3 separate regions of the Mus musculus genome follow, and all the other regions are linked to region 2. The links are chromatin loops, found by intact Hi-C in ENCODE. Cell type or tissue: heart. All regions are shown on one strand.

Region 1 (8,000 bases), 360 kb before region 2:
AAGGGCAGCCAGGAGCTGGTTCAGACCTTGGCCTTTACCACTCCAGGCCTTCTGGGAAGAACTGGCTCAGCTTCGGGAAAAGCTGGATACAACGGGCCCCGTGAGCTGTGCCCTGGTGGCCTTGATGGCCCATAGGGAGCCACAGGGGCAGCTGCTGGGGGGTGATGGTCAAGAAGTACAGGCAGAAGTGCTGGTGCAGGAACTGAGCTGCTGCCAGGCACTGCATGGCCACCCCAAGATCTTCCTGCTCCAGGTCTGCTGTGGGGGTGAGGGACTCCGCCTCCAGCCTGACCCTCTACCCTGCCATTCCTCTGCCTCCTACATTTCCCACACAGCTCCTCCAGGAAGCCTGCGGGCTAGCCATTCCCTGCCCCTCTCCAGCCTCCCCTGGAGTCAAGCCCACAAACTTGAACCTCTATGAATGTTGCCACCCCTGCAAGCCTGCCTCGCCCAGAGATATCCTGAGGTTCCACTGAGTAAAGGTATCTGCCCCATCCTTCTCCAGGGAACAGGGACCCTGGTGTGGGGTCAAGAGCTCTCCCATGGTACCGTCATTGGCTGAGAGCACCCCGAGCCATCCCAACCCAGGCAGATGTTCTTCAGATCCATGCTGATGCTCCAGGTGGGTCTGCTTTTCTTCTGGAGCCTGGGCTTGGCACACAGGTGCTGGGAACCATTCACACAGCACACTACTAGGCCTGGTAGCTTGGAGTTTGCTGCTTTGCCAAGATCCAGGGAGGAAATGTCTTCCTAAGCTGTGAGGGACTCTGAGGTTTCTGCTCCTAGCTGAGTCTGACAATTTGGGAGTTAGCAAGAGGACCTAGCCTCTCTGAGTTCATACAGCCTGGATGCTGTAAGGCTTGTGGGTTTTCAGCTCCACATTCTTTCCACTGTCTAGTGCTGCCCCTGAGCCAGAGATGACAAGACACTGGGGCAGGTGGAGTCCCTGGATGCTGGTAATGGGAGTTGACTCTTTTTGCAGACAACCTTATCTCCACTCCAGGGAGCTCAGGCCAAGCAGACATCCTTACTGTCTCTGCAGCTGTCGAGGGTAAGAAACCTATGGTTATGGTGGGCCTAGTTTCCTGCCCCATGGCTTGGAGTGATAGCTTCACTCTCAGCAAGAGTCCAGCCCCAGTTAAGTCACTCTCCTCCTACAGGTTAGTCCTTAGAGTCAGGGTTAGAATGGCAAGCTCCTGTCAAATGCTCCCTTGTGTAAGTTCTAGGACAGGACAGTCCTGCTTGCTTCAGGCGCCTGTCCACTGTTTGGTACCTAGCAAGTCCACAGTAAATATTTGTTGTACATTGATTATACCCAAATATTCACTCTACAAATATCGGCAACTTCTTCCTGATGCAAGAAGTCCCTGACCCTGTGCTGGTCTGAAGCCAGTTACCCAGAATGCTCTCTGCTTCCCCTCCTCACTTCTTCCACCCACAATAGGCCACTGAAGGTTGGGATGTCAGCCCAAGGTTGACTCTGACCCCATCCCCTCACCTAGGCTGTGTGGCTTATCGGGATGAAAAGGGCTCGGACTTTGTCCAGACACTGGTGGAGGTCATCAGAGCCAACCCTGGAAGAGATCTCCTTGAGCTGCTGACTGAGGTGTGAGGAACGGGGTTAGGAGGGGAGAAAGAGGGGCTGGATCTGTGGGAGTGTTCTCATTACCTTCCACTTAACCCAGGGAAAGGAGAAGCAAGGAGAAGGCTCTCTCTCTCTCTCTCTCTCTCTCTCTCCCTCCCTCCCTCCCTCCCTCCCTCCCTCCCTCCCTCCCTCCCTCCCTCCCTCCCTCTTGCCCTCACATCAAGAGATGCTCAAATACAGGGCACATTGGTCAGACAAACTCAGCAGCAGCTATTACATACACTAAATAAAGTTCAGGAGAGGAGGACACCAGAAGCCATTGGGAGGAGGGGACTGAGGTGGGGGGTATACTGGGAAGTAGAAGGAGCCAGCAGGGGGTGCAGGAAGGGAGGTGCCACTGGGTTGTTACAGAATAGGGTCAGTTCATTTGTACAGTTTTGCAGGCTAATAGGGAGGTCCTCTTCTTGTGTTGAGGTCAGGGTGGGCAATGCTGGTCTGGCTGATTATATGATTATATATATGGGGTGGGGAGCCTTTCCCTTTGGGTGGGGGACTTTTTGGTTGAGAGCAAGGAGCTCATGTAAAACTGCTGGGTTAGTATTAGGCTCAAAGATGATTAGGTAGCACTTGAAATTTTAGGCTTACAGAACAACAGACACAAGAGTCGGTCATTGAGGAGCATGCCTGTAGCTGGGAGGTAGTGGCAGGACCAGAGACTGAGACCAGCCTAGGATTCATAGACTATTTCAGAAAGTATCGACCTCTCCGCAAAAACCCCTCCAGCAGACAATGACTGCAGTGGGTGTGATGGACTGAGCCCCTCAGGGCCTAGCTGAGTGTCAACAGGGTCAACAGGCGGGTGTGTGAGCTGGACGTCCTGGGGCCAGACAGTGATGAGCTGTGCAAAGCCTGCCTGGAGATCCGCAGCTTGCTCAGGCGCCGGCTCTGTTTATAGGACGAGCAACCTCACCACTTCCCCTACATCCCCTCTTCACACCCTGTCATCGATGCAGCAGTTTGGGCGTGGGAGCTCACATAGCGCCAATAAATATGTATGTGTTCATGATCGGCGTGCTCCGGAAAATGTATGCTCTTTCTGAAATACGTGAGATAATGGGGAAAGTTACCTGGTAGTAGATAGGGGATCGACTGTGCTCTCGGGAACCAGAGGTTGAATCGGGTCTGTGCTTCCTGTCTGGGACTACGGAACCTCACAAGGCTGACCTGGATATGCTGGGAGAGGCTTAGGGAGAAAGAAGTTCTGGGAAGGATCATCTCCGGAACTATAACTCTCGCCTCGCTGAGTCCCTGATGCGGGCGGTCTCAATCTCCACATGGCGCTGGGGCCATGGAGTTGCCAGAGAGGCGAGCCAGCACGGGTCTGGAGACTGGAAAAGACAATTGTGGATACTTCAGTGACGTGATAGGGCAAGTTCATGTGGGTTGTCCCTGGTCTTGAGTTGAGGGCCAGCCAATGGAGGAGATCTGAAAGACGAGCCTCTAGGATCCGGAAGGGCTTCTGCTGACTGACTGCTCAGGAGTCTGATTATATCGGTTCAAACTTGTGGAGGCTCCTTTGAGACTGTCACTAAATAGATTGGCTCAATAGGTAGGATTTTTCTTTGGTTTAAGCATGCGCAGTAGGCGCTTGAATAAGTCTTATGGAGAGAGCTAAGGCCTGAGTCAGTGTAGGGCCGCGTGGCCTAATGGATAAGGCGTCTGATTCCGGATCAGAAGATTGGGGGTTCGAGTCCCTTCGTGGTCGCTGCGTGCATTTGCTTTTTAAAAACCTACCTTAAAATTTCCCATTCTCAAATTTGCTTTTCAAACTCTTGTCTGGTACCCCGGAAGGAAGACCAGCATGTTTGTATTAAGTAGGTGAAGTTATTATCTCAAGACAGACTACGAGCAGCTCGAATTAGTGCCAAGGAAAGGAACCGAATAGATGCTAGATTGGATTGCTTACGTGGTGGGTGGGAGGTGTCCCAAGGGAACGTTAAAGACATTTGATTAAAATAAAAAACTCAGTAGGCTATCTGGGTGAATGCAATTGTCACTGAACTGAACACTTGAAAATAACTAAAGCAGTAAATTCGGTTTATATGTCCACAGCTTTAAAATCCATGAAACAGTAAGAAAATTAGATTTCTTACAATGTCCAGGCACACCTGTAATGCCGGTATTTAGGAGGCGGAGGCAGGGGAATTAAAAGCCACTGGGCTACATGAGATCCTGTCTCAACAACAACAGAGGCGTCTCCTTACAGGTCCAGTGTAAATATAAATTTTTAAATAGCAAGAATATGTCCCAGATTGAGTTGACATTTAACCTGGTGTGTGTGTGTGGGATATCTCTATTTAAGGGATTCGGTCTAAGTGGAACCGTTGTCATCCCTACAACTCCCAGGAGAACCACAGAATGGGAGGGCGGGGTACCAGCTCACGTGACAGAGCCTTGTGCAGAATAATTTTCTCTTTAATGTTACAGTGGCTTAATAAAGCTTGCAAATATGTTATATCAGACACACACATGAGATAAAGGAGAGTCAAAAGGACACGAGGATAACGCAACTGGGCCGGAACCCACAAGCCTCAAGCCAAAACTCGACCTCAGGTTCTTCCGACTGTGCTGTTTAGTTGTTGCTGTTGTTGTTTAATTTACTTTAATTTTTTTGAGGGGGGTGGGTATCAAGTAAAATATATAGGCCAGTTGTATACTCTATAAAGAGAAAGCATGAAGACCTGTCCCTACCAAGTAACATTTGGTTGAAGAGACGGTGGAAGACTGGACAGAGACCCGGCACAGTTATCCTGGACAGGGAACCGGCACTGCAAAGCACATACATTATCGTGCCGGCTCCAGTTTCCTGCATCCTGCATCACAAACACGTTTTCCATCATACTGGTCGTCCGGGTTCAAAGGGCTCATTCAGTATTGGAATCTTGGATATCTTGCACCATAGAAAGACGCGTACCTGTTCTGTAAACCAGTGAGCAAAATAAAAGCAGCGATGTACGTGTTTCAGTCGCCTCCTTACAAGTGCGTCCTCCTTTAGATCTTAAGGGTGCTCGGGGCCCGGCAACGTTAGAGCCGGTACCTTGGCTGAAATGGTACACACGGTTGATGGACACGGAAAGAACCCAAAGACTCAGACTGGTGGAACATCCATAACGTCTCTTTCTCGTCAGCCCCGGTGGCCTAATGGATAAGGCATTGGCCTCCTAAGCCAGGGATTGTGGGTTCGAGTCCCACCCGGGGTAATGAGGTGTTTTAGGCACTTTTAGGTAGCTGGTAAGTGAGCTGAAGAGAAACGGTTCCTTGCAGGTGGTTTTGCTTTCAAAATTTTGTTTTGTTCTCAAATAAATTTCAACCTACCATTTCAAGGTAATGTTTTGTTTTCAAATAAATGTCAACTTACCATTTCAATATAGTTCTGGCTGTCCTGAAATTCACTTTGTAGACCAGGCTGGCACTCGAACTCCGCCTGCCTCTGCCTCCCGAGTGCTGGGATTAAAGGCGTGCGCCACCATAGCCGGCTCAAGGTAATGTTTTGTTTTCAAATAAATACGCTTTCACTTTACAAAATACCATATGGTTTTATTTGAACGATTTTTATGTACCACCAATTATTAGTTGATACTCAAACATAGTAATTGTTCAGATCGTAGACGTACAATTCCATTGCAGTTCCTTAAAATACATACATACATACATACATACATACATACATACATACATACGTCTTGTTATGTAGACCAGACTGGGCTCGAACTCAAAAATCCTTCTGCATCTTCTTTCTGAACACTAGGATTACAGATGACTCCAGGTTAGGTTATATGTATTTTCAAAAAAGTCCTTTTTTTTTTTTTTTTTTTAAATAAACCCAATTATTTAGAGACTACCTTTCAAGGCAACTGGTTAATTTTTAAATTATAGTTTGGGGGCATAGATCACTGGTAGACTCAAGGCACTGAATACTATTTTCTTAGCTCGAATACATATTTGAAATAGATAATAATAGTATACTTTAAAAATACATAGAATGCATGGCTTCATCTTTCGATAAAAACGTCCCAAAATACAGGCTTTGATATATCATAAAATTGGAAGTTTCTGATGCGTGGTGTGTCAAGGACCCTTCCTAAATAATGCTGTCTTTCACAAGGCCTCCCTGAGGCTGCTGGTTCATCTTACACTGGGATTCTGCAACATGTACGATGTAATTATATTTTCTTCGTTTGTCAGTCTTAGCTGGGTACATAATGATTGTATGGAGGTCTTTGGGGTTTGACCCTGATTTTCTAGAGATTCAGTCCATAGATAGGGTCCTTAATGTTCTTCCTATTGTACCTTTAAATTATTTAAATTTGATGTGTTTATGAAGTATCAAATTAAATGTGTAAAAACTAAATCTATAGAGCTAATCTAAGTAAAAGGGGACTTTCCATAGGATTGTGACTCTTTTGCCTGGTGTACGAAATAAATGCTCTCTAGGCACTAGAGTTTATATCTCTCCTGTCTTCAGATTTCTGCCAGTTTCCAATCCTTTCCAATTTCTGGACTTCTGGCCGCTTTTTCATTTAAGCAAAATTACTCGCCCAACGTGGGGCTCGAACCCACGACCCTGAGATTAAGAGTCTCATGCTCTACCGACTGAGCTAGCCGGGCGGTGATGAGAAACTTATTCCCCACAGACCTCTTGGAATTCTATACACTTCCGGGTTCTAGAACGAATTAGACTTGTCTTAGAGCCATGGTGGTAGGTTTGCTCCTGTAGCTTCGTATCAATCGCACAGCCAGGGCTTGTGTGGCCCCTTCCGTTCCCAGGAGTCACAAGGTTGGGGACAAGGTGGTGGTCTGTGAGGATGTTAGTGAGACCCCCGTTTAGGGCCCGATCGGTTCCAGAATCTAATCATGGCGAGCATGCGTTTTCAAAGCCGCCGCAGGACACTGGATCCCTTGCCGAACGCTAAGCTGTGGGCTTCGGAAGAACCAACCCGGAGTTGTGGTTTCTGTGTCTGGGTCTCTGAGCTGCGCGGGTCTTCTAGGCAGAGTCTGGCCCCGAGTGGGTTTGGCCAAGGTACAGGATCTGCGGGTTCTATGGCTCTCCCGGACGACTGAGCTTGTGTGGACTGGCGTGTCAGGAAGCTCTCATTCTCGAAGTCCTAGACTTGGCTCTACCTGGGACAAAATTTCTGAGCCGCCGTCCACCATGAAACTGCATTGTTCACACAAACTCGCTGGCTTCCCTTTCCCGAAGGACGATGGTCTATGGTCATTCATATCGTACGCTGGGGGCCGTCTGACCTGTCTTGAGCGTTTCGGAACTTTCTCTCCAGGCAAGTCTCCACGGAGCCCGATCTCCTCCTTTCGCTTCCTGGAACTCTTAGAAAAATAAACTTGTGGAGTCGAATTCTAGCGGGAGCATGTCATTCAGCTCGAGATACCTAAAGATCAACGTTGAGGCTGCTTGTCACCGTGGCTCGTTGGTCTAGGGGTATGATTCTCGCTTTGGGTGCGAGAGGTCCCGGGTTCAAATCCCGGACGAGCCCAGTTTTTTAGCGCTCAGAGTGTCTGGTCCGACGCAACCCTATCTCCGTAGACTCCTGGATCTCACGAGCCAGGTTTTTTAGGAACCAGAGATGGGAGGAGATCCAGCTCCGTGGATACCAGTAATTGCTCAGAGGTCAGATACCCAGCGTGGGTTTCCTCCATGACTCCAGGATCATAGCTGAGCAGATACACGTTTTATTTTTTTATTTTTTAATTTTATCGAGACAGGGTTTCTAGCCCTGGCTGTCCTGGTGTAGAGCAGGCTGGCCTCGAACTCAAAAATCCGCCTGCCTCTGCCTCTGCCTCCCGAGTGCTGGGATTAAAGGCGTGCCCACCATGCCGGGCTTCAGATACACGTTTTAAATGTTGTTATATTTCTGGTCAGCTGGGCTGGACTGGGTTTTGCTCACATGTAGGTGAGCATCACTGCAGTGTTGGTCTTTGGCCACTTTTGCATCTCTCTGCATTTGTGCACAGGCATTAGATCCCAGGTAGCCAGGAGCAATAGGAAATAGGTGTGAGTCTCATACTAGGTTGTATACTCTTGTGTAGGTCTAATGTGGGCTGTCCTTAGACATTGGGAAAACTGAGGTTCAGCTTTGGGATGGACCTAGGTATCAGGATTCCTTAGCTCTCAGCTGAAATGATCCACAGGAGATAGCTGTTGACAACTACACTGATTGAGTCAATTAAAGATTTTAAGGCAAGCGTGGTGGTGCAATAATCAGGTATCTAGCTCTTTAAGCTCTCACCTTCCTTACTCTCATCTCTAGCCCTCCTCTCTCTCCCCCCACGCCCCCACTCGGCCATGGACGGCCTCCCTCTTTCTACCTTCTTTCTCCCTACCGTCCTACAATAAAGC
Region 2 (8,000 bases):
TCCTGTAATATTTCTCTATCTGCATATGATCCATTAACATAATGACAATTTCCTTAAATTTTTTTCTTGCTAGGCTCTCTTCTGGGTCATTTTATGATTGCCTTTATTTGGAAAGGGGGAAATATTATTGTACTGTTTGTATTTTAATGCACATAGAGCATGCTATGACAATATGGAAGCTGTTTCATTTGGGGCATTGCTATGTTTCAGAAAGTAGGGGATTTTTTGACAAATTTCTTAGGTTCTATGGAACCATTAGTAATTGTTGGGGGGAGTATTGAGGAAATTTCTTTTCTCGTTTATGTCACCGTGGATATATTACCTTATCCTTAGCTAGAGAGAGACTAAGCTAGCTAGTCTCTAAGAAACTAAATATTATTTCTAAGTAGATATTGGGACAACACCAATGTCTGCCATCTTAAACGGTAGCTCCTAATACAACAAAATTAGAAATCTGAGGCTTGGGTTGGTGAGATGGCTCAATGAGTAAAGTAGCACCTGCTACTAAGCCTGATGTCTTGACTTCCATTTCCCCACACTCAAACAGTAGAAAGGGTCCACCAACTCTCAGATTTGACCTCTGATCTCCACACATGTACCATGTGCCTATACATATACGTAAGCATATACCAATAAAGTAAATATAAAGTTTATATATACATATATGTGTATATATATATATGTATATATATATATACACACACATATATGTGTGTGTATAAGCATATATAAAGGGTATATTTATGTATGTAAAGTATATATAATATATATGAAGTATGCATATATACAAGTATATACTTATGCATAGTAAATGTTATATAAAGTATATATTTATATTACATTATGTTTATTTATATGTATATACATGTATATAAAGTATATATTTTTGTAAATATATATTTGTATATATATTTATAAGTCTACATAGCTCACATATGATATTTATTTATATAGAAGCCTTCAGTTTTATTTTAAAAATATAACAAATCTCTGGCCAATTAGTTACACATTTGTTTTAAAAAAATCATGAGGTAATGAAGATTGACTGGCATGCCTTTAAAAGATATGTTTGAGTGTTTCTGTGGATGGACTTTAAGTGCTTTAGGGTGATTTGGGATGTGTAGGAACCATTGTTTTTGCAGCTGCCTTTTTTTTCCCTTGCAGCCAGAGTTAACTAAGCAAAATGTTAATTCTGAGCACCTTGCCTGTAGTATAGTAAGATTCTTACTGTCAGCCGGGCGTGGTGGCGCACGCCTTTAATCCCAGCACCCGGGAGGCAGAGGCAGGCAGATTCTGAGTTGGAGGCCAGCCTGGTCTACAAAGTGAGTTCCAGGACAGCCAAGGCTATACAGAGAAACCCTGTCTCAAAAACAAACAAACAAACAAACAAAAAAGATTCTTACTTTTAAATGTTAATTCCAGAAACTGAGCCAGAGGAAAAACCTCTATGACATAATCTACAAAACTAAAATTTATGAACTTTAACTTCCTAATCGCTTATGTTCATATAAAAAATGCATCTAAAACCATACATTAAAACTTTGTTATATTGTCATGATTGTTTCATTAAAATATATCATTTCTATGAAGCATGTGATGTATACAATGATAGGTTTATATGTTTGTCAGATCCTTGTGATAACTACACCATTTCTCTTGTTCTTTTCCTCCTTCCAAACTTTCCCATATATTCCATTTTACTTTAGTTCAAATTCATGGACTCTTTTTTTCATTAAATGTGGCTTCAGAAGTATATGTGTATGCACACTGGTTAAATTAGTGACTTAATTCCCTTAGAAATTAACCCCAATCAGCAATAATACATTAGAATTAAGGAAAAAATAGAAACACTTCCCCCTTGGAGTCATTTAACCAAGTGAGTGCCCATATTTTATTCTGGTTCTCTGTCCTCTATCTGTTGGTGTGAGCCTCAATCTGTGCCTGCCTGAAGCTGTCTTGTAAATCTGTTCCTGTGTGTTTGTCTGAGTGTGTTTCTGTCTGTCCCTAACAGAAACATATGGAGCATGAAGAAAAGAATTCAAATCCTGATGTGGTCTTAGTCAAATGTCTCTAAGGAAAAAGGATTTATTTCTTTCCTTGAGTCAACATAGATGTATTATTGGTGACACAGAATTAATCACTAATATGTTTAATCCATACACATATGCAGATTCTATTAGATGGTGACATTTTTCTTTTTCTTTTTCTCCTTCCTTCCTTCCTTCCTTCCTTCCTTCCTTCCTTCCTTCCTTTCCTTCTTTCTTTCTTTCCTTCTTTCTTTCTTTCTTTCTTTCTTTCTTTCTTTCTTTCTTTCTTTCTTTCTTTCCTTTTCTCTTCTTTCTTTCTCTTTCTTTCTCTTTCTTTCTTTCTTTCTTTCTTTCTTTCTTTCTTTCTTTCTTTCTTTCTTTCTTTCTTTCTCTCTTGCATTCCCAAGAGAAACAGCAAACTTATGAAAATGAGAAACAAATAGTCCTGTCATTTGAAAAATGAACATGCTCAGAACCCTGTGCTTTAAAGACAAAACCCTAGTTCTGCATCTGTGTGTGTAAGCTCCCACCTCCTTGCAGAATTGGGATGCCTCTTAATGTGTCACAATCATACCAGCACAGCTTGAACCCCAGAACACACCAGAGAAAACTGGTCCTCATGATAATTATGACAATTTTATTTATTTATTTATTTTTAGCTAGAATATCTAAAGAAACAGGTAATAGCGAATTCTATTTTCCTTAGCCTATGTAGATGGGGCATGGGTGTACTCAGAGAATTGCAGGTAACTATCAGGAGATAATCTGTGGGTAAATGGCTAAACACTGTAGTATATATGCTAGTTTTAGTTCTAGATTTTAAAGAAATATCTAGATTGTTTTCCTAAGTGGCTGCTCTAGTTTCTGTTCCCAGAAGCAGTGTATAATAGCGTCCCTTTCCTAACATTCTTGTCAGAATTTGTTATGTATCCAAATGAGGTTCATTCTAACTGAGGTGAAAAGGAATCTTAAAGAAGATTTGTCTGCCTAGTCTCCAAAGCTATTTATAGTGGAATATTTGCTAACATGACTGGAGAAGTACCCAAAGTAACTGCACAATCTAATAAGAAGACATGACTGTACAAGCATATATTGTGCCTAATGACATTAAAGGCCTCAAGGCAACTACATTGGAAACTCTAAAGGAAATAAACAGATATCCTGGCTCAAATCACATACCAAAATTATACCAACATGAGATAAATAAATAAGTGGATATTTAAGCAACATCAACAGTGAAGCAGTAGTAAATGTACACCCTCTGGGGGGGGGGGAGTGGAACACCAAGAAACAGATTGATTCATCAAAGAATTCTGTCAAAACTCCAGAGAATAACTGATTCTGAAGCTACTTATAATATTCCTTCAGTTAAAAGGGAAACAAGATGTCTAGACTCTTTATGAAGCTAGTGTTACATAGCATAGAAAATGAAGACTCAAAATGAAAGTACAGATTGATGTGATATCTACGATGACGATGATGGTGATGTCCCTTTCACATGATATATTTCACTTAGTGCACCCTCTCATTCTGAACTTCATTTCAATCCTAGATCATTCTTCTAACAATTCTCTCTCTCTCTCTCTCTCTCTCTCTCTCTCTCTCTCTCTGTCTCTCTCCCTCCCTCCCTCCCTCCCTCCCTCCTTCCTTCCCCCTGTTGAGAATTAGCAAAACGGCAAAGTCACCATCATGTGGAGAAAGCCGTAGTGTGCAATATGATATGAATTCAGTTCTAGTTTGTTAGTTGGGCTAACTGACCATCAACTTCCTGAGACATCTATTTCCTTTCAAAATCCCGAGTTCTTCAAATGTCTTCCCCCAAGTTAAAATTTTAGATGTTTGGCTGGTAATAGTGAAGGTCTGTGAGAGAAGGATGCAGATGGCTTTTCAGTGTCACTCCAATTTGCATAGTTATGAAAATAATTACCCAGCTTCCCAGTAAAGCTCTCCAGATTGAGTTGTTAATGTCTAAAATTTAAATTATTTCATATAAGTGTTGGATGCACAGTTTAAATTTCACTTCTGCCTTTAAACAGTGCTACTTGTGTATTTTCTTTTAATTCATCATTTCCTTTGACTGAGACATCCCGCTCCCGTACTTTGTCTTCAAGCCTGATATTCTGTCTCCTACCTGTTCTGAGTTATTATTAGACATTGCAGTTTTGATTTCTTGCTTCACTTCAGTTTGGACTTTTTCGATGTTTCTAGCTACTTATTGAATTCAATCTTCATATCTTAAGTCGTCCTCATTTCCATCAGCATTTGCTATCTGCCCCCTCCCCCCAACAAATCATTTTGTTCCTGTCTTTTTTTAGTTCATTTACATGCTCAACCTGCTTTGTTCTCCTTGAATTTGACTCTTGGTTTTTGAGCTATGTATCTTTAAGATACCACTTACAGTGTTTTCCTTAAAGGACACAGCTATAGTTTTTTTTTGTTTTGTTTTGTTTTGTTTTGGGTTTTTTGTTTGTTTGTTTGTTTGTTTGTTTGTCTGTTTTAGGTCAAGGGCATTTTAACCTTAGGTTTACTATAATGTTGGGAGCGGAACAAAAGTCAGAATTTAGGGTGTCGGCTGATTCCTTTTTGCTGTAGTCCAGAAGGCTAGTATCTCAAGATGAAAAGTTAGGCAGAATAACTTCTATCTGAAGACTTCAGAAGCCACGGTCTGGGTCAGACCTGGGTGCAGCGGACTAGATCCAGTTCTGGTCTAGCTGTCAGCAAGCCTGGTAGGTGGGTGGGTGGGACTGTGCTGAGCGTGTGCAGCGCAGCCTGACAGCTAGAGCTGTGTGACAGGCTGTCCAATACTGACTAGGAGGGACCTGCCTCCGCGGAGCGGGGATACTCGCCTGATCAGAAGGCGAGGAAGTTTTTAAAAACGAAAACAATCGGATAGACTTGGAAAAAAAGAAAGAAAGAAAGAAAGAAAGAAAGAAAGAAAGAAAGAAAGAAAGAAAGAAAGAAAGAAAGAAAGAAAGAAAGAAAGAAAGAAAGAAAGAAAGAAAGAAAGAAAGAAAGAAAGAAAGAAAGAAAGAAAGAAAGAAAGAAAGAAAGAAAGAAAGAGAAGAGCTTGGGAGGGGTGGGCTTACAAAAAAAAAAAAAAAAAAAAAAAAAACCCTCACGTAACCGGAACCAGCGTGTGGTGGGCGGAGCTAGGGCGGTGCTCCAAGGAGCCTGCACAGAGTGACAGAAAAATTCACCATTCACTGAGGGACCGGGGAAGCTGCGAGGTCCGGAATCCGGGGTGGAGGACACGGGCTTCTCTAGGAGGGCGTGAAAATTCCAGGCATCCACAGGTGCCGCGAGAGGAGTCCTGAGAAAGTCATTAGTCAACAGCGCTGTAGCTTGAGCCTCAGCCCGGCAGCCATAGAACGCCCAGGTCAGAGGAGCCGCGGGGCTGGGAAACGGGCGGGAGCAAGGGTGGAGGCTGCTCAAAGGAAGCCGCTCTCACAATTCTGTAGTAGATAATCTTTTAACCATGGATAGCCTACCATTGTCGGGAAGATTGAAATCATATGAACAGGGGTTTATCGTCATTTTTGCATTTATCTTATGCTGGCCAGAATATTTTCATAAAATAATCTGCTAGAGCATTTGCATCATCTGTTGTCTGCAAGCAGGCTTCTCATTGCTTTGTAATAGTTACAAAGCTGCTGGAATTTAAATTCATGCATGCTTTTTTCTAACTTCTGTGTTCTACTACTTGCCTATTTCAGAGATTGTCCTTTGCCCCTGGGACTAAGCACAGCAGAAAGCTTTGTAGATACTAGTCGCATGAAGAACCAGTGCAGATTTGATAGAATCAGAATATACACTGTGACAGAGCAAAACAGTGTAGCGGTTCCTCCATCTTGTTGTATTCCTGCTGAGACCGTTTCCAGGGTTAACTAAAAAATTATTTTCTTGATGGAGAATCCCATGAAAAAAACGACCCAACTCTATTCTAGGTCAGGATGTCCTAGCTAACCTACCATACTTAGCCATTGATTAAAGTTTTTGAGTAACCTCTTCCAGTCAACCTTAGATCCTAGCTGCTGGTGTGCTGGAACCTCCCATCAGGATGGCTAACCTCCTATTTTAGCTACTGTTAAAAACTGCTTGCTTCAAACTACTTACTCTGCAGAATGGCCCCAGCAGCTGCTATGCAAGATGCCTGGATGAGGTCCCTGCCCTTAAAACCCCTATGTTTTGGACATTCACAGAAACACTTAGGTCCCTGAACACTTGGGTGTGGTCTCAACCGGCTGGAATAAAGACTTTGAGTGGGCTATAAACTGTTTGAGTGGTCATCTCTGGCCAGCTACCCATAGCAGTACTTTATTAAATGCCAAAGTTACTGCTGTAAACATTAATGTTTACTAAGCAAATTTTACTCCCTGTTAATTTTCTGTCTTGAGATGTAAGCACTCTATAAATACAGTATTTGGAGTGTAAATACACAATTCAGAAATGTGTAATCATGATTTTATAGTCAGCAAACTCAGTTTAGATTAAAACTAAAATTAGAAAGCATCGTTTCAATAATTGTATTCGCTCACTGGAATCAGAGTAATGAATGACTCCTTGTTTCACAAAAAGCACTCTGCCCTTGCACATGTGGCCAAACTGTTGTCTGCTTTTTGTCACTGTTTGTTTTACTTTTTTATTTAAGGATCTGTTGATCTTCAAGGCTGTGAAGGTGGACTTGGTGCAGGAGGAATGTGAAGGCCTAGACCTTACTCACGGGGCTTTTACAGAGATCTCCAGTTGGAGAAGTATAGCAGTCTGGTTTCTCTAGGTGAGAATAGTTTTCTTGCAGTCTTCCTTGTTCTTCCTCAAGGTGCTGGGAAAACTACACTATGTGTGTGATTAGTCTTACATCTCACAGAGTAAAGTGAAATCCTTAGAGAACGACAGGCATTTTTCATGATATTTTCTCCTTCCTTCAAGTATATTCTTTTGACAGGTGTGAGCATCTTTCCGTTTTCTTTCATGAAAAGTTCCAGTTACTCTCTGAGGAATATCTTTCTCGCATGCAGATCTCACACTCCTCAGCCAGTCCTGCTTACCTGTGAAGCAGAGCAAAGAGCCCTGGATGGTGAAGAGAGGAAACTGTAGCAAAGGATCCAGGTATGGTAGAGGGATTGAGCAAGGGATCGGGAGGAGCCCAAGTGACAGTAAAAACAGGACATGAGATTGGTTTCGCCACATTCTATTAAATTAGAAAGGAGTTGCACTGAGAATAGTCTCAGGCTTATCCTATCATAGGTGTTTGAAGGCTCTCTATGTATTAATACTCTGAGGCAAATAAAATTTTATTTGACGTTGCATGTGAGTAATGGCTTCCCTCTCCTAGTCACAGCTCTGGTTGTGTCTTCATACCAATATTACCAGGTTTTGTTACTATAATTTTAATGTAGTGTTTAGTTAGAACCATTGATGCCTCTTGTTTTTTTTTTTTTTTTTTCTGTTCTCAGAGTTCATGAAACATTTTGTAGTTCCTTCAGGTTCTGTGTCTTTTAGGATTAATTTCTCCATTTCCTAAAATAACGTCAGCCAGGTTTCAATAAGATTTGCTTAAAACCTGTGCAGAGTATTAAACTCTGACTACATTGCCTTTCCATTGACATCTCTGTCATCCATCTCTGTGTTAACTAGTCAGGGTTTGTGTAGCTATAATTTTTATATATAGTTTGAAATCACCTCTGGGTTTGAGCCTTCTTTCATAATTTTTTGAAGTCTTTGTGGTTTCTCACAGTTTTATAAATTTTAGAAAGATTTTCTCTATTTCTGTGAAAAATGCCTGTGGAATCTTCGTTCAGGTTACTTAGAATCTTTACAGAATATAAATATTCTTTTGTGTGTCTTCTCGTGTTTGAACACACTTTCATTGAGTCACATGGCTTCTTCCATTTTCTATCTGCTGTTGATGTCAGCATTCCAGGTTCTTAGAGAAGACACTTATTAAACATTGATCACTCCTAGGTTGGAAGACTT
Region 3 (8,000 bases), 770 kb after region 2:
CCTCAAAGAAAGGCAGGATAAATGGCTTACTCAGGCCCATCAATATATCTGATAGGTTATTTCTCTGCCAGTGAAATGAGCCAATTCAAATCAGAAAAAATATATTAATTGCAGGTTTATTGGGAAGAGGCTCTGGGGGTAGCTCACTGGCCCCTGGGATTGAGGCCAGGGGAGTCACCATAGGGGGAGGGGAGAGAAACAGTGAATGAGCCAGCATGCAGAGAGAAGAGCAAGACAGAGAGTGAGGAAGGGGAGAGAATGAGAGAAGGGTGCAACAGAACATGCAAAATATCTGGGCTAAATAGGGAAGAGCCTCTTGGAGGCAGGTCAGCCCAGCCTCTGGGCTGGAAAGTTCAGAGTTGGGACAGGGTATACCAGGTAGGGATTGAGGGGTGCTGGGGGTGGGGGAGGGGAATCTGGAGACCAAGTCTGCTTTGATATGTAAAATATACACCGCAGCTCATTGTCCCAGGGCCCAAAAGGAAACAGTATTAAAGGGACATCTTTGCCTAGGTGCTTTCTTGCCTCCTGCTCTCTTCTCACTTCTTTTCCTTTCCCCAACTCCCAGCCTCACTGCTCTCACGGCCAGGCTCACTCTGGACCCTTCCTTTCCGATTCAATCAAATCTGCAATGGTTCCTGATATTACTAATAGCTATGAAGCTCCCTTGGGGATGCCAATTTCTCAGGCCAAAGTACACTCTCTTGCACAGGCAAATGGTGGATAAAGGGAGGTAAAAATACACGTATGAATTTGAATTAGAGCTTTGCAACTGCTGTAGCGAAGGCAACCCCGTGTACAAACTACACATAGTTTAAAAAAAAATGCTCTAAGAGATAATGTTGAAAACTACTGTACCAACCAGAATATAGATGAAAAGTTCAAGATAAACCCAGGTTCATAGGATATCAGAGGGAAGCATCCTTAAGAGCAGCTGCAGAAAACACACACCTGCTCCAAGCCCACCAGTTTCCCAGCCCCTCACACCTAGGAGGTTCAGGGCTGAGGTTCCTGCTCCTGCTGGGCTAACTGCTGACTCTCCCAGCCAGCATCAAGGAAACTGCATGTTAGAATAGTTTTAGGGTTTCCAAACAAACCGGAGGCTTGGGTAAAAGGCCCGTGGTTAGGAACCACGTGGCTCCTCCAGGTAGTAAAGGCAAGGTGGCTTTTCCTTTCACTCTGGCCTGGATCTTTGGAGCAGCCCTAACCCCCTTTCAGACCAGGAGCTTTCTCGTCCTTAATTACCTTTTTAAGAGTCTATCCCATTACTTTCTTTTCCTCTTCACTCTCCTGGTCCTAATACTATCGAGGCCTCCTGAAGAGGTCTCTTCCACTCAGATTCAGACAGCTTGCCTTACAGCTGCAGCTGCCAGGCTGGCTTTGGACCTACTCTGCACAGCCTCCCCACATGATTTCTGACAGCCTAGACCTGAACTAGTAGGACACTGCACCCAGATATCTGAACCTCATAGTAAAGTCTCAAGAAATCAAGTCTCTCAGCCCATTCAACCCTACTGCTGAATTCATCCTGGGCTTTCATCACTAGATAGTGATACTGTGGTAGTGCTAAGTCAGGAACGATTTTGTCTTCTGGGAATCACGTAAAGGGAGCTCTACTATGGGAAACAGAAAGTCCTTTTTGAAAACTCAGTGGTTTATGGAGAAGCTGGTGGCTATCTAAGATGCAGAAATAAGCAGTGTTATTTGGCTCTGTCTTAAAGAATTCAGTTGTACAGTGCTCACAAACAAATAGAAAGTGAACAACTCTATTGTACTAAAAAATGGGTTAAGATGGAAGTAAGAAAGAAACTAAACCTAGACAACAAGAAATAATCTTACTCAGGGCTGAAATCAATTATATAGAAATATAGAAACAATACAACTAATCAATGAAACAAAGAGTTTGTTCTTTGACAAAATCAACAAGATCAACAAACCCTTATCCAAACTAACTATAAGGGTGAGAGAAAAGATCTAAATTAACAAAATCAGAAACAAAAATGTGGCATAACAACAGACCCAGAGGAAAACCAGAGAATCATAAAGCACATTTAAAATGTCTACTCCACATAATTGATAAAAATCTAAAAGAAATGGATAATTTAAGTAATAGCTTCCATATTCTAAAGTGAAATCAACATCAGATAAACAAATAGACCAATTTAACCCCTCGTAAAACAGATGCAGTCCTTAAAAGTCTCACAACAACAATCTTTTGATTTTTGTGCATTAATTTGGTCTTCAGTTATTTTGGGGAAAGTTTTCTCTCAGTTGTAGAAGTTCCCTGGTGGAATTTTTTGGGTCACCTATATATACTGTCATATCATTTACAAATAAGATTTTTACTTTTTCCTCTGTAATCCAATGTTTATTTTCTTTATTTCCTTCAGCGGTCTTCTTGTGCTAGCTAAGAATTCAAGTTTCATATTGAATAGACATCGTGGAGAAAGTGAATGGCCTAGTTTGTTCCTGATTTTATTGCAATTGCTTTGAATTTCTCTTCATTTAATTTGATATTGGCTGTAGGCTTCCTGTAAACGGACCCATTTCTCAATGCTTTACTTACATCCTAAACTGCATACATCTCAGATGAATAATTCATGGGCAATAAAAAGTATGCTTAATAAATGTTAATGTTTACTGCAATAACTGTAGTGCTCCATACGGTCTACTTTCTAGTAACCTCCCCCCAGCCTGAAGCAGGCTAAGCCAGACCTTGAACTTGCTGCCACTAAGGAGATTACCTTGGGTAGAGCCTTCCTACCTAGATCACTCTATTGTTCAGCCACTGCTGCTACCAGCTGGGACGGAGACTATTCCTGCAGCTGGTTCCAGGCTCCAAGGATGAACTGGCGGGAATGGGCCTCCCCCACCCCCACCACACCCCCCCCCCCCTTTATAAGCGCATTTGCCATTAAACATTTGAGCTTTGATCAGGAATCTTGACTTAGCTCCATTTTTCTCTCCACCGCCTAGTTCCCCTCTCTTTTCAGCCCCAGCTTGGCTTCCAGGTGAAATCCGGTTCATGTGAGCCGCGGTCGGCTTCCAACACTTCCTGGTTCAAAAAAAAATCTGTACCGTTTCCTCATATGACAATTATATACAAAGCTCTTGGAGGATACCTATTAACCAGAGCCAAAGGCGTTCTCTTGAATAAGCAATTAGTAAAACGAGGCAGTTAGAAAGCATGAATGAATTTACATTCCAGGAACTGTTACAATAACTAACAGCATATAATAATGCAACTGCTCTACCAGATATTTTATGGGTAATTTTATGACTGAATATTCTGGTAAATGTACGATGAATGAAAAAAATCACGATAAATCCCAGTTCACAGGATCTCAAACTTCCTGACAACCGTAAGATATCCACAACAGAATTGGGAGAGCAGCGTCCAGGGAAACCATCCCCCCCCCCCCCCTTACCCCCACCTCGGCTCCCGCCCGTTTTCCAGCCCCGCAGCGCCTCTGACCTGGGAGGTTCCAGGGCCGCGGGGCTGCGGTGTCCGCCGCTGCACAGCTGACGGCTGACTCTTCCAGGCCCGAGTTTTCCCTAGGTCCAGAAATAACCAGGACAGGAAAACCAGCCCCCGGTTAGAGAACAAGTTGTTCACTTAAGTACCTAAGGGAATGGTGAATTTTCCTATCTGACTTGATCTTTGGAGCTGCTCTCCTAGACCCGCCCACTACGGCCCCGGTTCCGGTCACGTGGTTCCCCCCAAACACTTCAAGCCAGGCGCTTTCTTTTCCGTAATTACTTTCCTAGACCCTCTGGTTTTTTCTTTTTGCTGGCCCCCTCCCCGCCCGACAAGTACCCACGCCCCAGGGAGGTTCCGGCCCCTCCCACTCAGTCTCAAGCAGCCTGCTACAAAGCTCCAGCAGCCAGGCTGCCCTAGACCTGCTCTGCACAGCCTCCGATATGCTTTCACACCAGAACAGGATAAGTAAGGACGCTGCACCCCAATATCTGAGTCCCAATTGAGTTCTGAACCCCTCAGATAAAAGATGGGCAGCCTAACTAAGAAGTTAAGATACAAGCCTTCTGAGCTTTTAAAAACGCTCAGCAAATGGCAACCAATACCCACAATTCTGATTTCTTTCCTTCCATTCCCTACACAAAATACTAAAAGTAAGTAAAAAAGCCTGGCTTCTTCCCAAAGCCAGTCTTAAAACATGTGAAATACAAGAAAGACTAATCATATGAAAATGTGGATAAAAACGTATGGGACAGATAATAATAAGAGGAGAGCTGTGCAAGCTCACGGGGGAGCTGCAGGGGTAAAGGACACTTGGTAGAAACTGCAAGTGGTAGAACAGGGCACTTGGAAAGCATGAATAAAGTTAAACTCCAGGAGCATTGTCCTGGCCACAATAGCAAAGAGACTAGGTAATGCAAATACTTTTCCCGAATATTTCTCTGTAAATAGCATAGCAACCATAATATGAATGAAAACATCAGCATAAGACCCAATTTGTGTAAGTGAAAATATAATGATAGCACAACAGAATCTTGATAGCCAGGAAAAAATAAAATGTGGTGAGTTTGCATTATTTAAAATTTCAAGCACAGGGGATTCATGGTCAGGATCAGGATGGTAAGGAAAATGAACATAGAAATGAATGGATTTTCAAGGGGAAGGACATTTGTGCCTAGCACATCACTTTATCACTCTGGTCTGTAAGATACAGGCTGGAATTTGGATAAAGAATGTGTTGAATATGTAGACTGCTTTTGGTAGAATAGCCATTCTACTTCCTAATTGTCTTCTTCAATTTCCTTTCTTCAAAGACTTGAAGTTGTATCATACAGGTCATATACTGGTTTGGTTAAAGTTAACACCAACATACTCTTTTTTTTTTTTTTTTTTTTTTTTGAGGCTATTGTGAAAGGTGTTGCTTTCCTAATTTTTTCCCTTAGTCCCTTTGTCATTTGTATATAGGAAACCTATTGATTTAATAGCTTTAATTTTGTATTCAGCTACTTTGGGGAAAGTGTGTTTGAGTTATAGAGTTGCCTGGTGGAAATTCTTGGGTCACAAGTATACTATAATATCATTTGCAAATAAGGGTATTTGACTTCTTCCTTTTCAATCTACTGTGTATCTTTTTGTATCTCTCTCAGTAGTCTTAACTGCTTTAGCTAAGACTTCAATTATTTTATTAAATAGATATGGAAAGTGTGGATATTCTTGGCTTGTTCCTGATTTTAGTGGAAGTGCTTTGAGTTTCTCTTCATTTAACTTAATCCTGGTTCCAGGATTAAGGCAGACTGTAACCTGCCTTCATTATGTTTAGATGTGTCTCATATCTTTTATCTCTACAGGACTTTTATGGAGAAGGGATATTCAATTTTGTCAAAGACCTTTTTTGCATGGAATGAGATGATCATGTCTTTTTGCAATATTGTATAGTGGTTTATATTTGTTGATTTTTGTACATTGAACTACCCCTTCAAAGCCTATTTGATCATGTTTGGTGATATTTTTGATGTGATCTTGGAATCTCTCTGCAAGTATTTTATGAGTATTTTTGCATGTATGTTCAAATGAACGAGCATTTGTGCCTGACACATCACTTTATCACTCTTGTCTTTAACATACAGGCTGACAAATGTTGTCAAGTCTATCAGCAACAAATCAAATATTCTTGCACCAGTGAGAGATGCTGTTTTTCAATTTCAGCAGTATTGTTTATTGCAAATGAATGTGTTCCGTGACATAATCCTTTCCATATCTTCAATTGAAAACAAAAAAACAGAACTGCAGCTTCAAATTCATGGAGATTAAGAGGGTATTCTGGGAAGGCATGAATAAACCAGGGTTTTATATGTTTCTTCTATGAAATCCACGATGCATGGCTTTTATAAAATCTGGAATTGACACTTCCTCAAATGCACAGCTACTTATGAACAGACATTTTTCTACATTTCTGAGCCTTCCATTCAAAGGTCACTATCACTTGTTTCAACATGAATTGTTTAAAGTAAGAAAAGCTCAAATAGCTATGTGTGCTGTTCAGAAAGTAGGACTCTAGTTTGTCGACCTCAGAATTCTAGTCTATATTTACTAAGGATATTCTCTCTGAGACAGAGATTTTCTCATCTCCCAGGTCTATCCTGCTTTTTCCATATCTCTGTGCTAGAACCATGTGAATCTATTTTCCAGCTGTCTTCCCCTAGCACAGAGGCTTAGAAAATACAATATTCATGAACAGTTGGACATACACTAATGTCAGCAGAGCATGGAATGATATTTTTAAAGGCTTGAAAGAAAATAAATGTCAACTGTAGCATTATATCCAGAAAAAAAAAAATGACTGCTAGAAGTGAGAGAATAGGAAGTGTACTTGAATATGGGGGGAAAAATTACACAGGGTTTTCACCCAGGACCCTTCTTAGATAATAATCAGATAAAACATGCACAGAAGAATCGGACACGAATTATCCATGAAGATACATAAAAGAGCACATTTCATGTAAGTAACAAATGAATACCAAAGACATGAAAGAAACCATCATGTATAACACAGGAAAGCACTAACACTCACTGGGAATGGAAAAAAAAAAAAAACATGAACGATAATGTATCAGCCAAAATGCCAACAGTATCTTCTGAATTAAAATCTCAGTAATACAGTAAAATCTCAGTAATAACAGTATTTCCTCCACTAATGTTCAAAAATCACCTAGTGCAAGTCAGAATAAAAGAAACACATTTCAACACAATAAAGAGCATATTGGTCACTCTAAGTTTACAGTCCAGAAAGAAGAAAATGTACAGTACTGAGCTGACACTGTCACAAGACAAAGTGTCATGTTCTTCCCAGTCGTATTTAATATAGTTTTAACCTAGCTATAAAGATTGATGGCGAGGCGTACTGGCTATTTTTCCAAAAGATGGGTTTTAGAGCAACAATCAAATGGCAGTGCATTAAAATTGTCAAAGTTTTAAGTCTAGTTCCAATGGAGTCCATGCTATCTTTTGGCCTCTGTAGTCTCTGCACATGTATGGTGCACAGACATAAATACAAAAGTCCAGACACATGTAACAATAATGGTAAAGTAACAAACTGAAGAAATTTGAGAGAGTCAAAAAAGCAAATAGATACAATAGGAAATTAAGGCACTTAACCATTTCATAGATGGTATGATTGTATTTATAACCTGAAAACACCACCAGAAATCTTTACACTTGACAACAGCATTAGGAACTTGAAGAATAGAGAAGTTAAAAACAAAAAAAAAAAAACAAAAAAACAAAAAACCAACAACAAAAAAACAAAAACAAAAACACTAAACTTCCCAGTTTTCTTGTACCAATGATAAGCATGTTGAAAATAAATTAGGATAAATCTCATAGATTGTAGCTTAAAAGGCTTCCAGCGTCCCTCAAAGTATTCATTAATATGTTCATACTACTTACCCTTGAGAGGATAACAAATTGAACACCCTGATATTCCATCTTCCACTAGGAAGAATGGCTTACACAAAGAAAACAAATTGGTGGATGGAGAGATTGTTCAGTGGGTGAGAGCAGCTACAGTTATCACAGAATACCTGGGTTCAAACACCAGCACCATTAATCTGGCTCACAACCATTGTTATCTACCTTCCTAACAGATATGATGCCTATACATGATATCCATAGGCACTAGACACATGTGGTGCACAGACATACATTATGCCAAAACACCTATTCACAGAAAATGAAAATAACAAAAACAAGAAACAATGAAGCCAAGTCCGATGGGTACAACTTTAACCTCTCCATTCTTGATGCAGCGACAAATGTAACACTGTAATTTGCTGTTAGCCTTGTCTACACAGTGAGTTTCAAACCAGTAACAACTATATATTAAGATATTCCTCAAAATATTTTCAAAAATAATCACATAGCCAAAAACAGAGCTTAGGAAATGGTAAATCAGATCCGTATTGTAACCACTGGTGGGAATACAAACAGGAGAGATCTTTTTGGAGCTTTGAAGAAATCACAAATG

The links. Peaks named below come from ENCODE experiments on the same cell type or tissue, not always from the same donor. Only the 100,000 strongest peaks of a DNase experiment are listed, where the experiment ranks them.
Region 1: a loop joins it to region 2, with 5 times the contacts of the local background. A loop is called at or near these places in 23 of 42 quality-filtered maps.
Region 3: a loop joins it to region 2, with 5 times the contacts of the local background. A loop is called at or near these places in 5 of 42 quality-filtered maps.

The regions. Positions count from the first base shown.
Region 1 is chr17:23,545,613-23,553,612 of GRCm38, reverse strand. n-TPtgg6 (a tRNA gene) reads left to right here and starts at 7,066; the gene lies at 7,066-7,137. It overlaps n-TKctt14 (a tRNA gene), which reads right to left and starts at 6,253; the gene lies at 6,181-6,253. n-TRcct2 (a tRNA gene) reads left to right here and starts at 4,773; the gene lies at 4,773-4,845. It overlaps n-TRccg2 (a tRNA gene), which reads left to right and starts at 3,278; the gene lies at 3,278-3,350. It also overlaps 6330415G19Rik and the pseudogene Casp16. In heart, no CTCF peak of the experiment used is centred here; DNase peaks (open chromatin) are centred at 3,102, 4,742, 6,402, 6,932 and 1 weaker place; H3K4me3 peaks cover 5,786 bases; H3K27ac peaks cover 1,823 bases.
Region 2 is chr17:23,190,478-23,198,477 of GRCm38, reverse strand. Zfp40 (zinc finger protein 40) reads left to right here and starts at 5,250. Exons shown (of 6, transcript NM_009555.2): 1 at 5,250-5,403; 2 at 6,676-6,801; 3 at 7,043-7,133. The coding sequence starts at 7,099. In heart, a CTCF peak has its summit at 4,829; DNase peaks (open chromatin) are centred at 4,787 and 5,227; H3K4me3 peaks cover 2,230 bases; H3K27ac peaks cover 1,504 bases.
Region 3 is chr17:22,419,905-22,427,904 of GRCm38, reverse strand. Zfp946 (zinc finger protein 946) reads right to left here and starts at 3,703. Exons shown (of 7, transcript NM_198003.3): 1 at 3,476-3,703. In heart, no CTCF peak of the experiment used is centred here; a DNase peak (open chromatin) is centred at 3,734; H3K4me3 peaks cover 2,090 bases; H3K27ac peaks cover 1,777 bases.